Linked DNA regions of Homo sapiens: region 2 is linked to region 1. A link is a contact called in ENCODE Hi-C or POLR2A ChIA-PET data. All regions are on one chromosome and are shown on one strand. Each heading gives the region's core, a stretch centred on a gene start or an enhancer-like site at or near the end of the contact. The rest is flanking DNA. Distances are from core to core; before and after follow the strand shown. Region 1 holds the start of LINC00163 (long intergenic non-protein coding RNA 163). Region 2 overlaps LOC105372836 (a long non-coding RNA gene).

Region 1 (7,365 bases), core at 2,967-5,466:
GTGGCATGGGCAGAGGCTCCAAGGACATGTCCAGGTTCCTGTTTCAGATGAGGGAAACTGAGGCCAGGGGGGTCCCCAAACCACTCCCTGCAGGGTCAGAGGTTGAGCTCAGCCCGGCTGAGCCCCACTCCTCGTGCACCTGTCTCTCCCCGTCCCAGGGAGGCTGGAAGGTGTCTGATGGGGCCCAGGCCAGGGGACCCCTCCCACCCTCAGAAGATGGGGACTGGGGCGCAGGAGGTCCAGAGGGGGCAGGCCAGACTCTGGCTACTGTCCCTGCTGCCAGCCCGCGGCCCGGTGCGGGGACAGCTCCACACAGCAGGGATGGCGAGGGCGTGCAGGAGGAGGCCAGGCTGTCTCCACTGCCACCACCACTGCCCAAGGGACGCCTCTACGGCACAGCACTCGTGGCCCTGGGTGGGGTGGAGGGAGAGCCAGGCCAGCGAGGCTTCAGAGTCCACACGGCGCTGGCGTCTGAACCAGCAGGGCTGTGGGACCTGAGCAGCCACGTGGCATCGTCTGCCACAGGCCCGGGCCTCCCCCGGCACCCCTGGCCACTGTGGAGGCTGCAGTCCGGTGCCACCTCCCAGGGGGCAACTTCAGCCTGTGCTCCTCCTCCTGGCCGTGAGATGGGCCCAGGGCCTGCCCCGCACAGCTGTGTGTGCTGCCTCAGACCGAGCCCACCACTGAGGGAGATGCAGGGGCCCACACACAGCTGCTACCACTCGGCCCCGTCGGCTGTTCCCCTGCAGGGCTCGTGTGAGCGACCCCCATCGCCGGGGGAGGAGGAAGCAGCCCGGGGCCCAGCTCCCAGAGCTGCAGGGGCATCAGGACAGTGGCTCCCTCCCGCCTGCTGTGGAGGTGGCCTTGAGGCCTCAGCCTGGCCCCCGCCCTGCCACCCTGCGCAGCCCAGCAGCAGAAACAGGACTCAGGGCCCCATCTCAGAGGGCAGGAACAGAGCTGGCATTGGGCCGAGCACCCCCGTTCCCAGCTGCTCAGGGCTGAGCAAATCACAGCTCTGAGCAACTCTGACCCTTGGCACCCACCCTCCTCCCGGAGCACCACAGTTCCCGGGGCACTCACCCTCCTCCTGGAGCACCACAGTTCCCGGGGTACCCACCTTCCTCCCCGGGGTACCCACCTTCCTCCCCAGCGTGCCCACCTTCCTCCACGGGGACCCGCTTTCCTCCAGGGATACCCAGGTGCCTTCCTCTCAGGGCACCCACCTTCTTCCCAGGCACCTACTTTTCTCCTGGGGCACCCACCTTCCTCTGGGGGCACCCGCCTTCCTCCAGGGGCACCCACTATCCTCCCAGGATACCCATCTTCCATGGCACCCATCCCATCTTCCTCCCATGGCACCCACCCCATCTTCCTCCCAGCGGCATGAGGCTCCCAGGGAGCTGTGTCTGCGAGGGCAGCATGTCTAGCCTGTGTCCAGTCCTGGGCAGGGAGTCTCACGACAGCCTCCAGATGCACCTGCACCTGCCCAGCCAGGGTGGCCTTGACCAGGCCGTGCAAACACCAGGGCCTGGCCTCTCCCACATGGGGTCATCTGCTCACCCAGGGAGGGCTGGAGGCTCACCCCACAGCCCCTTCCTCCTGCCACAGGGAACAGGGGACCAGGGCATCCTCCAGAGCAGTCCCCAGGGTGCAGATGGCCCCAGAGCCCCCAGACCAGCCCCAGCCCCGGGCTCCTGGACCATGGCTGGAAGGGATCCTCCCGCTCAGGGCTGGAGATGCCTGGCCTGGCACCAGCTACTCCGCCTTCTCCAAGGCACTTTAAAAAACACCCAGCAGCAGCACCTCATCCTCAGGGCACCCGCAAAGCTGAAGATGCAGACAAACAATACAGGGTGAGACTCCTGGAGGCGACAGGGCTGAGCTCGTGCCCTGTGAGCTCTTTCCCAGGTTACAGAGCTGAAAGGAGCCCAGGGACCTGGAGGAGGCTGTGTCAACTGCCGTCTGGTGGCTGGAGGTTGAGAGGCCAGCAGCCGCCAGCCTGCCCACGGGCACTCAGACCCACGGCCAGCGGCTTCTGGAGCAGGCCAGGTGGAGGCAGTGAAGCCCCCTCTTGGGGTCTGTTTCTTGCTTCCACCCAGAGCCACTCTGGGATCTTTTTGATGTGCCCTTGGATGCCCTTGTTCAGTGAGGGGGGCAGGCAGGGGCAGGCGGAACAGACCTCACCACTGAGCGGCCCCCAGAGGTCCTCCCCAGCCTCCCGAGGACCTCAGAGGGGGGCCCTTTCTCTCCCCTGCATCTTGGCCAACGGGTCCTGCACTGGAGCTGGGGCCTTGGTCAGACTCTAGGGGCCTGAAAGTCTCCTCCTTCCCCACTGAGGCTGGGAAAGGAGGCAGGTGGGCCTGGAGGCTCAGGCGGGGCTGCTGCTGGGCACCTCACTGGCTCTGCACCTACCTGCCCATGGTGCCAGCTGCCTTGCCGCTGCGTCCCCAGGTCACACATACTGGGAACCCCATGTGGCCGCCCCCGCAAGTTTTGCAGAACCCGTCCCGAGCCCCCGCGTGTCTTTCCCAACATGGGTCCCCTGTGGGGGGTGGGTGGGACCCTGTCTTTCCCAACATGGGTCCCCTGTAGGGGGTGGGCTGGGACCCTGTCTTTGGCTCCCGTTCCACACCTTGCCCTAGCCGGCAAGGGCTGCAGACCCGGCCGACAGGCCAAGCTTGCCAGAATCACTGGTCCCATGCAAAGCCAACACCCAACTCCAATGGGCGGCAAAGCGCCGCAGGCACAGAGCCTCCTTTCATCTCTGCAGCAGGCTGAGTTTAAAAAGCAGATTTTCTACACAATGTCGTACGCGAGTCTCAGCAGAGCTCAGGCCACGACCTCCAGCTGCCTGCAAGCCTGCATCTTCCTCTGGGAGGCTTCCCCCCTCACCCTGCATCAGGGCCCGGGCTTGAGGGGTGATGGAGGCAGGTTCCCCTGCAGCCGGCGGTTCTGGGAGCAGGTGCCCGAGGCGGAGGCCATGGCCTCTGAGCAGGTGGCAGCTTCGCCCCCACCAGAGCCTGCAGCCCTCACAGCATCCCACATTGCCCCAGCCTCTGCCTGGGCCAGGCCCTCAAGCTGCTGGCTGGGGTGCCCAGACTGTGGAGGCAGTGGTTGAAGGCCAATGGCTCCTGGTGTCATTAAAGACTCTGTTTTTACCTCCTCTGGGCCTCGGGAGACCAGCCTGGCACCAGAGGAGGGGCTGGCAGAGCCCCAGGCTCCAGTCCACACCCACCGGCCCCAGGTCTGGCCATGGGCTGGGCCCTGGTGTGCAGACAGCAGTGGCCACTGCTCCAGGGCCTTTGCACCAGCCTGCTGCAGGTCCAGGCGGTCATGGGGAGTGGAGCCGCAGCGGCCTCTTGTTTTCCTTCCCCTCTTGGGAGACGGCTGCTCCTCCTGGCTGTTTCCAGAAAGTGTGTTTGTTATTTGGCTCCTGGAAACACCATCTGATGAAACAGGCTCTGTTGGGCTGGCCTGCCAGGCGGAGGCTGTGGGCGCCCAGGAGTCTCACCACGAAGCAGGTGGCAGAGGCCCGATAGCCCCACCCTGCAGGCCGGGACCTGGCACCTAAACGGGGAGATGGAAGAACATGGAAAATTCCCTAAGAGCAAATTGATGCTCAGCTTCCGCGGGCACCAACTTGCTGCGGAATCCTGCTTTGCAGATCATCGTTCCTCGAGCATTCGGACGCCTCGGGCCCCAGAAGTTCAAGAACAAGAAAGCTCTGTTTCATGCAGACACGCTCACGCATGCACACATGCTCACACATGCACTTATACGTGCACACACACACACACAACACACACACACGCACACTCACACAACCATGGCCATGTAGCCCCAGTCTCAGCATCATGTCCTCTATTTAGAAATATTGGCTAAACACCTAATAAATAACTAAACAGAAATGTAATCTTTAATAAAGTCTCATAAACCAAAAGCCAGCTGGCAGTTCCATTTGGAACATCCATGAACACAGCTGCATTTATAGGAAAACTTCTCCGTCAGCGATGCTCCCATGTGTGACAGCCGCCCCCAGATGTCCTTCCTTCCCCTCCACACCCCCTCACAGCCCAGGGCCCTGGGGACACCGGTGCCGAAGGGCTGGATCTGATGGACAGGCCAAACCCGGGCCACGGGCCACAGTACTGAGCAGGCGGGGCCCTCAGGGAGGGACGGGGCTCCCTGGGCCAGCCCTCTGCCAGCCGACCAAGACTCACCCTCGATGGTGCCCTCGACCTGTCCTCCCTCAGCAGCCTGTGGCATCCAGACCAGTTCGTGGCCCCTAGGAGGGGAAACTGAGTCCCAGCCCCAGGGTCCTCCCTCGGCTTCACTGGGTGCCCCATGGAGGAGACAGCCAGGGTGTGTCACCTGACAGGCTCACCAGAACCAGCACAGGTAGGAGGACGGGGCAGGTGGGGACAGGACAGGGTTGGACTCCAAAGGGAGGCCGGCAGCACTGTGTCCCGGGGATGCTGACAGTGGCCCAGGAGGGGTCAGATCTCCTCCCCAGCCAGCAGCAGGGCCGTATGCTGGGAACAGGACCTCGTGGTGAGCAGGTGGGAAGGAGGTGGGTGGAGATGGTGGGTAGGGCTGCCTGGAAGACTCCCCAGGGATGGCCATGTGTGTTGGGAGCACTGCTGGAAGGATGGTGTGGCCAGGAGGAAGTCCCAGGGACAGGGGTGAGGAGGCTGGGCCAAGAGCCTGGGTGTGAAGAAGTCACCCTCAGCAGGCTGGGCCCATGGGCCCGGGGGGTGCTCAGGGAGGGTGAAGGGAGATGGGGAGGAGGCTCAGGCCTGCCAGGAGCCGGGTCCTGGTGGGCAGCAGAGGGTACGGTGCCTGGCAGCGCTGAACGGGAGTGGGCGGGAGGACGTGGAGCCAGGCCAGCCTCAGTTCGGGGGTCCTGGGGCCTGTGTCCAGAGGCGAGGCCCACACAGCGGCGGGACTGGTCCTGCAGGCGCGTGGCCACAGTGGGCAGGAGTGGGGGCTTTGGGGCCCTGGCTGCCCAAAGCTTGATGCTAGCCTAGGGCCAACCAGACCCCACATTCAGGGCATACCCCACAGCGTATCAGACATCTATAGCCGTGTAGCAAATACCCCAAAACGTAGCAGCTTAAAAATGCCTCCACGTGTTAGCTCCCCCGTTTCAGGGGCAGCATGGCTGGTGGCTGTGGCTCAGGTGGCAGCCACGGGCAGCCCCTTGTCCAGGACGGGGCTCACGGGGCTGTGGGGAGGCCTCAGCCCCTGACCATGTGGCACCCCCAGGCTGCCAAGTCTCCTCCAGGTGCCAGAAGCCACAGTCTAACCCCCTAGGCCTGGAAGTGGCCTCCCTTGTGCTGTGCCCGCCATGGGCTGTGGTCACATGGGTCACCCTAAGGCCACGCGGGCAGGGCTGCACCAAAAACATCAACACGGGGTCAGGGCGTCCGAGCCACCACAATGCCAGCTCCTGCAGTGCTGGCCACGTGCCTGGCAAGGAACCCTGCACACAGACCCTGCTCTGCCCACCCCCCAGGGGTCACGAGGCACACAGACCCTGCTCTGCCCACCCCCCAGGGGTCACGAGGCACACAGACCCTGCTCTGCTCCCCCCACGGGTCACGAGGCCCTCGTCCTGCTGGGCTAGAGGCGGTGGCCTCTGCCCTCCTCATAGTGGCTACTGGGAGACCATGAGGTGGTGGCAGCAGTTGCCTGTGCGGAGGTGTGCTCAGTGCTCAGGCAGGGAAACGTGCACACACACACTCTCACACACACACACACACTCATGCATACATGAGGAGGGGCTTTTGGGGGAAGAGGAGCCCAGGGAACATGACTCCTGGCACCTTCCATGGCGGGACCAGGGGTCGGGGGTGCAGCAGGAACTCTGGCCTTGAACCCAGTGGCTCCGCCTCATCTAGGGCTGCTCTCACCAGCTGTGCGGCCTGGGTGACTCCATGGCTCTGGGTCATGGGCCGTGCTTGGTGCCTGGGGGGCCCGGCCTTCTGTGCCTCAGTCTCCCCCACCCCCTGCACAGCAGGCTAAGGGCGCCTGATCCGTGGGACTCAGGGAGCTGAGTGGGAAGATTTTTGGAAAGAACTGCCAGGGCCGGCATCAGTGAGGGCACGAGCTTCTGGCCGCCTCTGCCCTTCCCATTCCCAGCTGCCCTGCAGGTGCCCGCTGTGGCCTGGAGACGCGGCTGTGGACGCCATCTGCTTGCGCTCTCTCCCTTTTTTAGCCCGAGGCTGAGCGGTCCCTCCGGACTGGGGTGCGTGGCGCCTGGCTCTTGACTGGCAATGGAGACGCTCCCCAAAGCTCCTGGAATGTTACTGACCGCCGGGCTGGGATGGCGCTCACATTCTTCTAGGTGTGGATAGTGGAAACCAAACCAAAATATTAGCACAAGGCTAAGTTTGTTTTACAGCCTCCTGTAATATATGAGGTGCTTGTTTGGATTTTATCTAAACAACTTTCCCTGCACACCCAGCAGCTGCTGAGTTTTGGCTCCCGGACCCTGGAGCCCCTGCTGCCGAGGCTGGGGATGGCGGCTCCAGAGGTCATTCCTCCCCCGGAAGACACACGCTGGCCTTGGGCCAGGGGACCCTCAGCGACGGGGTCACCCCAATGTTCTGGAGGCTGCGGTTCTGCTTCCTCCTGGGGCTGAGCTGAGCAAGCTCTAGCTCTCGGGCCGAGCGCAAGGAGGGCAGGAGTGATGTCTCCAACTGTGCTGAGGTCTGCCCTGGGTGCAAGGGCCCTGTGTTTTCAGCGCTGCCGTGTGGCCCATGGATGCCCCAGGCCCCTGGACAGTTGATGCCTGGGGTCCACACTCCTGGACAGGGCTCTGGACAGTTGATGCCTGGGGTCCACACTCCTGGACAGGCCCCCGGACAGTTGATTCCTGGGGTCCACACTCCTGGACAGGGCTCTGGTCAGTTGATGCCTGGGGTCCACACTCCTGGACAGGGCTCTGGTCAGTTGATGCCTGGGGTCCACACTCCTGGACAGGCCCCTGGACAGTTGATGCCTGGGGTCCACACTCCTGGACAGGGCTGAGGAGGTGGTGTCCCCAGACTTGCCCCAGCACAGCTGTGGGGGGCACCCGGACACCCGCCCCGGCCTCAGTCTCCCATCCCAGCTGGCCCTGACACGGGTGCATGTGATGCCCTCCTGGTCTTGGCCTCTCAGACCCAGCTCAGCCACGGCCATCCAGACCCTTGGGCTCCGGTGTCTTCCCAAAGCTCTGAGAAGCACCCCCTTGGGGCAGCCAGACCCCTGACCACCCTCCGAACCTCGGCTGGACTCCCTGTGGCCCAGTCCGGAAGGGTTCTCCTCGGAACAGAGGGCAGATGAGGCAAGAGTCGGTCCGAGTTCTGCCCTCTGGCACCG
Region 2 (7,365 bases), core at 2,351-4,850, 57 kb before region 1:
ACCTTGGCTGGAAGCAAGTCTCCTGTTCAGATTGTCTTAGTTCCTTATTCTCTACTGTGAACAATCTCCTCAGACCCAGAGAGTTCCAAAAACCGAGGATACAGGCTCTCCTTGGCCTCCCCATGTCCCCATGGATACTAGGGTAATGTCCTTCTCTGCCTTAGAGCAGAGCATGGCCTGACGGGCTCAGTATAGGACCTGACATCTCCTGGACTGAGGCTGGCTTCCAGCTTAGATGACCGCCCACTAAATGGCCCCTGGGGCAGCCCGTCGCAAATTCTCATCCAAATAGCTCTGAAGACAGAGGGAAAAAAGGTGAAAATTCATTCCAACAGGAGGAGATCTGGCTGGCAACGTCTGGGGGCAAGTGTAGCACAAAGGAGTGCTAGTTGACTAAGTGGGTGAATGTGCTGAGTCCGAAGGGTGAGCTCTCTCCAGCATGATTTCCACCTCCTAGGTGTGGCATTCAGTACTGTTTACAAGCTGGGCAGAAACAAGCCCTGCAAGGCCCTGCCCCAACCCCTGCTCCCACCCAGCTCCCTGACCCCTGTTCCCACCCAGCTCTCTAGTGGCTGCTGCTCTCCGCGCTCCCATGCACTGCCCAGTGTACCTGCCCAGCCCATCACCCTCTCCTCCCTGTACCCAGCCCAGGCCACCTTATTTTCTTGGGGCCGTCTGCCTCTCTGACTTGAGCCACAGAGCTGCCATCCTAGGAGTCTGTGGTAAGGAGACCAGGCATGTGCCACCAGGTGGAAATGTCACAGCCTGACCCAGAGGCTGGCCCCAGAGTTTCACTTGGTGTCCGTCAGCTGCAGGCTGATCCCCTGGAGCCTCTTTCACTGACCACATGGCTCCGACCTGGCCAGGGCAGACTGTGGAAGGGAGGCCAGAGCGCTAAGCATCTGAAAATTCAGCCTGGGGAGGACCCTGTCTGTGTGGTCACCAGCCCAACCTCATGCCCCTTCTCAGCACCTCCCTCAGGCCCCAGGGTGCCCGCTGGCCAGTTTTCAGTGCAGAAACTCCTTAGAGAGTGGGGGGCATTTCTTAGGAAATGCCTACTCCAAACATTTGGATTGTGGGCTTATCTGTTTAGAAATTCTGAATAGGTTATAGTTGGCTCAAACATCAAAAAGTATAAAGAAACATACAGTGTCCAGTGTCCCTCCCCCAAGCTCCTCCTGCCTGGTTACTTTCTCATGTAAACCTATGTGCAAAACTGCAGCTGTGAGCAATCTTCTGTTTTTGGAAAGTGGTAGCAAGTTGATACCCACTGATCCTCACCTTGAATTTTTCAGCGCACAGCGTGTTCACGCAGATAGAACCAGCAAAACGTGATGCTAGACTGGCGTGGGGGCATGGGAGAAAGGCCCAGAGATGGTCCAAGGACCCGCCTGTGTGATGGCCAGCAGGTCTGTCCTGTCCTCTGATGAGCTTGGGAGGGAGAGCGGATGTCTGTTTCTGACTACGTTGGGGGTGCCTGTTAGCCAGCGAGGTGGAGGAGTCCTGTAGGTGGCTCGGTGTTGTGATGGTTACTTTCATGTATCACCTGGACAGGGCCAGAGGGTGCCTAGATATTTGGTCAAACATCACTTTGGGTATTTCCGTGAGGGTGTTTTTGGAAGAGATTAGCATTCAAATTGGCAGACTGAGGAAAGCAAGATGACCCTCCCCGTTGTGGTGGGCCACATCCAGTTGAGGACCTGAATTCAATTGAGGGTCCCCTGAGGACCCTGATGAAAGCAGAACTCATTCCTGCCAGCTCTGTGTGAGTGGAGCTCATGTTTATTTTTAAGAGACAGGGTCTCGCTCTGTCACCGAGGCTGGAGTGCAATGGTGCCATCATGGTTCACTGCAGCCTCCAACTTCTGGGCTCAAGCGATCCTCCCACCTCAGCCTCCTGACCAGCTAGGACTACAGACATATGCTACCACGCCCAGCTATTTTTTTTTTTTTAGAGATGGGATCTCACTATGTTGCCCAGGCTGGTCTCAAACTCCCAGGCTCAAGTGATCCTCCCGCCTCAGCCTCCCAAAGTGCTGGGATTACAGACGTGAGCCACTGTGCCCGGTGCAACCTAATGGCTTTTAAAGATGCCTGTGCTTACCTCAGCCAAGGGCCACGGTTGCACTGGAGTTCCTGGACACAGCCCTATCTGGTTACATGGCGGCTGCTTCAGGCTCCGGTCTGTTCCTGTGCTGGCTGCAGGGCCAAGCTGGCGTCTGAAGGACATTTCTTCATCGAATGGGCAGTCTCTGGAGGGTCCAATTTTCCTTCTAGGTTTTCCTTTCTTAGGACACTGTCCTTGCCAACCATTTCCTGCCACGGCTGGTGGTGGCCAAGTCCTCAGGGCCTCTCTGAATGCCCGGCTCCTGTTCCACTCACAATCCCCGGTGCAGGCCTCGCCTGGGAGCAGCGGCTTCTCAGAACATAAACCCCAGGGACGCTCTCAGGTGCCAGCTGTGTCTAGTGTGGCCTGTTTGGACCCCATGACTTGGAAAATTTTAAGAAGCACTTATAAACTATTAACCTGTGATTGTAGGTAATGAAACAACCAGAGGGCTTTATAAAATTAAGATCAAATTCTACCACAGAAGCATTTGAATTGGGCTCACTGCATGCCAGGCGCTGCTGTAAGCACTCTACCTGCATGTTCTCATTTGATCCTCAGCAACCCCAGGAGGCTGGCACGGTCACAGCTGCACTCATGGGCGAGCAGGTCTGTGAGCCAAGAGGTGGTGCCCCTCCCATGGCCACGCAGCGGTCGGGGGCCACACTGGTGGTTCCAGCCTGTCCCTGCTGCACCAGCAGGCACACTCGAGCCACAGGCCCACTGCCCCTCACATGCAGAGGGTAGCTGGTCTCCCCCAAGTCGGCTTGGCTTCTGACGATCGCTCTCGTGCTCCCTCCGGCCCTACCGTGGGGGCTTCATCTCACACAATGTCCAGAGTAAGGACCCAATGTTTACAGAGATGCGTGTGGAAAGCATGTCACAGTCAGAGTCCCAGGTACCCTCACGTCATTCCTGAGGGTACAGGAAGGAATCAGAACAAGAAGAAAAACCAACAGAAACAAAACAGTAACAACAAGCAAGCTACAAACCAAAGGCATATGCAGCGCACAAAGGGTTAACACCTTGACTGGTTCAAGAGCCAGAGATTAACATCACAAATAAAACTGCAAATTTAAAAAGATAACAAGATGCCATGTTTCATTATTGGATTAGCAAATACTAAAAAGAAAGCTATGCCCGGGGTGGGGGACGCTGGAGGACGTGGGGCCGGTCACTCACTCCCGCAGGATGCCCTGACGATGCCTGTCAGAAATCTTAAAAATGTGTGCAATGTCTTAAAATTTATCCTGTGGAGATAATAAGGGATACGCCCCCAGATAGATTCACAGCCTTTTTATAATAGCTGAGATCTGGACAACCTAAATGGCCAACACTACAGTATTACTCAATGACGTGTTTATTCAAACCATGGCATTCTACGCAGTATTAAAATGATCCAGCTCTTCACTTCCTGACCTTAAGAACTGCTAATGATATAATTGTTACATGAAAAAAACGTGCACAGTGCCTCGCGTGTCACGGGGTCAGATGTGCACAGCACAACGTGCGTGCGTAGTTTGGTCTGTCCACGTAGGTACAGGCATGAGTCATCACCTGTGTGATGTTTCTACGAGGGGCTTTTTCTTCTTTTTGCTTATTTTTCTTGTTTATATTTTTCTACAATGAATATGAGTAACCTATAGCAAAGTGTAAAACAGTGTGAGCAGTCTGTGTGCCATTTCCTCGACCTCTGCCCACTGGGAGCTGGGTCTGCAGCCTGGCTCCCGCCCCGTCCCCTGCCGAGCTCTGCTGAAGAGCAAAGCAGAATGTCCCTGAGGAGGGGGCCTCGCCAGCTCCTGCACTGGAGGAGCCTCTGAGTACATCGAACTGGAGTCTGAGCTGGTCACACAAGCCCCCGCTGAGCACCTGCCATGGGCTGGGACATCCTGGGGACGGAATGTTCTGGAACCACAGCAGTAGGTCAGATGGGAACTCTGGCACAGACGCCCCCTTTCCAGATTCTTGTCCAGATCCCAAGATGGATACAAAACATGGCAAGTATGAGCTGAGGCTTAGCAAAGCCACATAAATCCATCGCTGCTGCGAAAACAACTCGAATGACATGGTGTTGGGAACAAAAACCATACAAGAATTCCGCGTCTGGGAAGGGCCTTTCTAAAGTAGTTCTGGTTACAAAACAGAAGTGAGTATCATGAGGTGAACAGAAAAGGCAGAAATGTTAGTGAAATTTCAGGATACAGGAATGAAAGGAAGTCCTGTAACTTACTGAGTGGTTTAGGGAGGCCACCGTTATGACAGATAGATACGAACATGTGTCACGGCCCAAGTGTAAGAGAAGTGTGTTCATTTTTGGTGAGAGCAGGACAAGCAGGGCCTGGGTGGTGAAGCGGAGCTTGGGACATGGGAGGTTTGGGTGGGGGGAGTCTCTCCCCATGTGGCACCAAGGGGCCCAGGCTGAGGGAGCCTTCGCCATCTTCCTTCACAGGTGAATTTGAGGTCACCGGGGCTGCTCCCTGGCCCAGGCGGGGAGAGGCTGTGAGCCTCTCTGGAAGCAGGGGGAGCATTCCTCCTGCTCACGGTCCACTGGCTGGAGCCCAGCCAGGGCCCACCCAGCTGCAGCAGAGCCTGGATGGATCAAGGCGTGCCCAGGAACAAGAGAAGGGACACGTGTCGAAAGCAGAGAGCAGCATCGACCTGTGTTCATAGTTAACAGTTGACTATTTTGACACTTGAGAATGTTTCCTAGAATAAAAATGAGTAAGAAAAGGTTGAATTTGGCAAAGACATAAGGCATACATTCACGAGAGGTGCTCTCCTATGGACACAGCAGGTCACTTTAACTGCCTTAGAAATCTGGAAACAAGGAAATTCTGAGACCCACAAATCTGGCATTTATCAACCATCTTTTCTTTCAATGACAAATGTAGGTAGTATAATTATTTTATGAGCATACAGAGAAACATAACTTTAGACTCACAAATGACTGAAAAGTATTGATCTACGTGGTTCTTTTCAACCAAAATTAATGTAAATAATGTAAAAAAAAAAAGTTGAATTAAAGATTTATTTTCCAAAGAGATCTTTTGTAGCCGACATGGTGTATCTTTGAATGGCTTTTAATTTTTTTAAACAAAATTTCCTCTTTTTCTTCCAATGTGTTTTTTCTATTTTTTAAATGTTTTGATCCTCGTACAACTTGCTCTGACCATGCTTATTTTTCTAAGTTCTTGTGAAATCAAATGCTGTGTTTTCATTTTGTGCCCAAACAATGCGAACATTACCTTGACCAAGAAGTCTGCAGACTAATGTTCACCAGATGGGCTGGTGTCTGGCATTCTCTGCAGAACGTGTCCAAATCCTGCCCAGTTGGTCATGATACTTCCTAGAAACGGACTGGATGGGGGCGAGGTAGGGGAACCATCTGCCTCATGGTCCTTAACATCTAGAACTGGAGAGGATTCGAAGGAAGAAGAAAGCATCCCCCTCATCTGAGTTGCTTTGAAGGACATTAGATGCGAAATCCTAATCAGAAGGTGGTAAATTTAGCTTGCAAGCATGATAATTACTTTATTAGTTGATAATACTTTTCACCCAATATATGTTTAGTATGGAAAACCCCAAATAAGTTTTTAAACTGCGGCTATTGAATATGGAAATTCCCTTGCAAATGACTTCTCAGCAAATGAATATATGGTCTAGAGATGGGATATTTTAGGGGGTTACTTTCTTTAGATAGTGGAGTGCCTGGAGACCACAACCAGATCTGAGAACATCGCATCTTGGTTTTCGTGTAGCAGACAGCCAGTTTCTCAGACTTAGGACTTAAAAAATGTTGAAATGTATTCCACAGAAAAATCTTAAGTTGACCACTCAACCTCACATTGGCCTAAGAAACATTTTTAACGAAGACATAAAAGCAACTCTAAAATTCTATTTTACTGAGCTCTTCTGATAATATGATTATGCAATCACTAAATGGAAGTGGCTTTTTGCTATGGTTTCTGGCTACCCTGTCTTACCACTGTAGCTTTTGGATACAAAATTAAAAAGACCAGCCTGGAAGGGATGATGTCTATACTGGCAATATTTCTTACTGTCATCACGTTTTGTGTAAAACAAATACCTACTATTTTGAGAACAACTTTGGATATGTTTATTTTGGTTACAAAATTTAAACGATCGTTTTCTGAGTTTGATGCTGTTTTATTCTCCTATTTACTGAGCCCCATCGTGAGCGGAGCTGGGGGAGTGATATGGGAACCCAGCCTCCGCCGCTCCTCAGTCACCCTCACCCTTCTTAGTTCTTACCTGTCACTGTGAAGTTAACTTGCTTCACCAATTTTAAATAATATCTCTTAGCCCTGGCTGTAAAGATGAGGAAGTCAGCACCCTTTTCCTCCCCACCTACTTTCTTTCCTTTTGAGATGGAGTTTTGCCCTCGTTCCCCAGGCTGGAGCGCAGTAGCACGGTCTCAGCTCACTGCAACCTCTGCCTCCTGGGTTCAAGCGATTCTCCTGCCTCAGCCTCCTGAGTAGCTGGGATTACAGGTGCCCACCACCACGCCCAGCTAATTTTTGTACTTTTTAATAGAGCTGTGGTTTCGCCACGTTGGCCAGGCTGGTCTTGAACTCCTGACCTCAGGTAATCTGCTCGCCTCAGCCTCCCAAAGTGCTGGGATTACAGGCGTGAGCCACCGCACCCAGCTTCTCCCCACCTACTTTCTGCCTTTCACTCCAAACCGTGGTTAGCTTTATGATTTCTCTATGCTCAGAAATTTATCACTTTACATTCTTATAAATTCTTCCAGACACATTTATTCTAGCCTTAGTCCTATAGTTAGATTCAAAACTTACTGCTAGTGCTTCCAATAATGTTTTAAAATTCATTTCTTAGTTGGCTACAGTTTATCCTCTATCCCATAGGAATAATGTCACTGAGTTTTGCATGTCTGAAATGTTTGTCAGTTGCCTTCCATGTCTGTGACAGTTTAGCTGGTTATAATACTGGTGTTCACACTGTCTTTCACTAAGGATCTCCTAGGATGCTCCACGACCCTCTAGTACCATTGTCATTGTAAAGAAATCTGAGCCAGACTGGCTTTTCTCTTTACAACTGACATGATATTCAGTCATGCACATATTTAATCTCTTTTGATGGTCTTCCCTTTTGAGCATTTTCTCTTCAATTGCTTTTATAAAGAAAGGTCTTTGTTATGAAAGATATCAAAATATACGAGTACACAGAAATACACATGACACTTGCATGTATCCACCGCCCAGCCACCATGCTTAGTC

What was found. Hi-C counts contacts between places; a loop is a spot of excess contacts on that map. ChIA-PET counts read pairs that join two places held with the same protein, here RNA polymerase II (POLR2A). Pooled maps may share reads with other maps.
Region 2: a map of prostate gland shows a loop between it and region 1 (5-fold over the local background). The contact joins the enhancer-like site here to the promoter of LINC00163 in region 1. A Hi-C loop is called at or near these places in 1 of 168 maps with a recorded cell type or tissue (prostate gland) and 1 of 50 pooled maps. POLR2A ChIA-PET finds 5 or more read pairs at or near these places in 4 of 52 experiments (AG04450, H1, K562 and 1 more).

What each region holds. Positions count from the first base shown.
Region 1 is chr21:44,990,937-44,998,301 of GRCh38, reverse strand. It overlaps LINC00163 (long intergenic non-protein coding RNA 163), which reads left to right and starts at 4,216. Exons shown (of 2, transcript NR_033840.1): 1 at 4,216-4,398; 2 at 6,467-7,365. LINC00165 (long intergenic non-protein coding RNA 165) reads left to right here and starts at 3,100. Exons shown (of 1, transcript NR_170266.1): 1 at 3,100-3,940.
Region 2 is chr21:45,047,191-45,054,555 of GRCh38, reverse strand. It overlaps LOC105372836 (a long non-coding RNA gene), which reads left to right. Exons shown (of 5, transcript XR_937796.3): 5 at 1-5,150. Among named protein-coding and RNA genes, the nearest start is that of ADARB1, 24 kb to the left of the region's middle. RefSeq lists enhancers at 2,071-2,702, 2,703-3,336, 3,272-4,471. Within about 2 kb of position 3,600, at least 8 of the 41 ENCODE cell types and tissues checked have a DNase peak (open chromatin) inside an H3K27ac peak, as active enhancers do.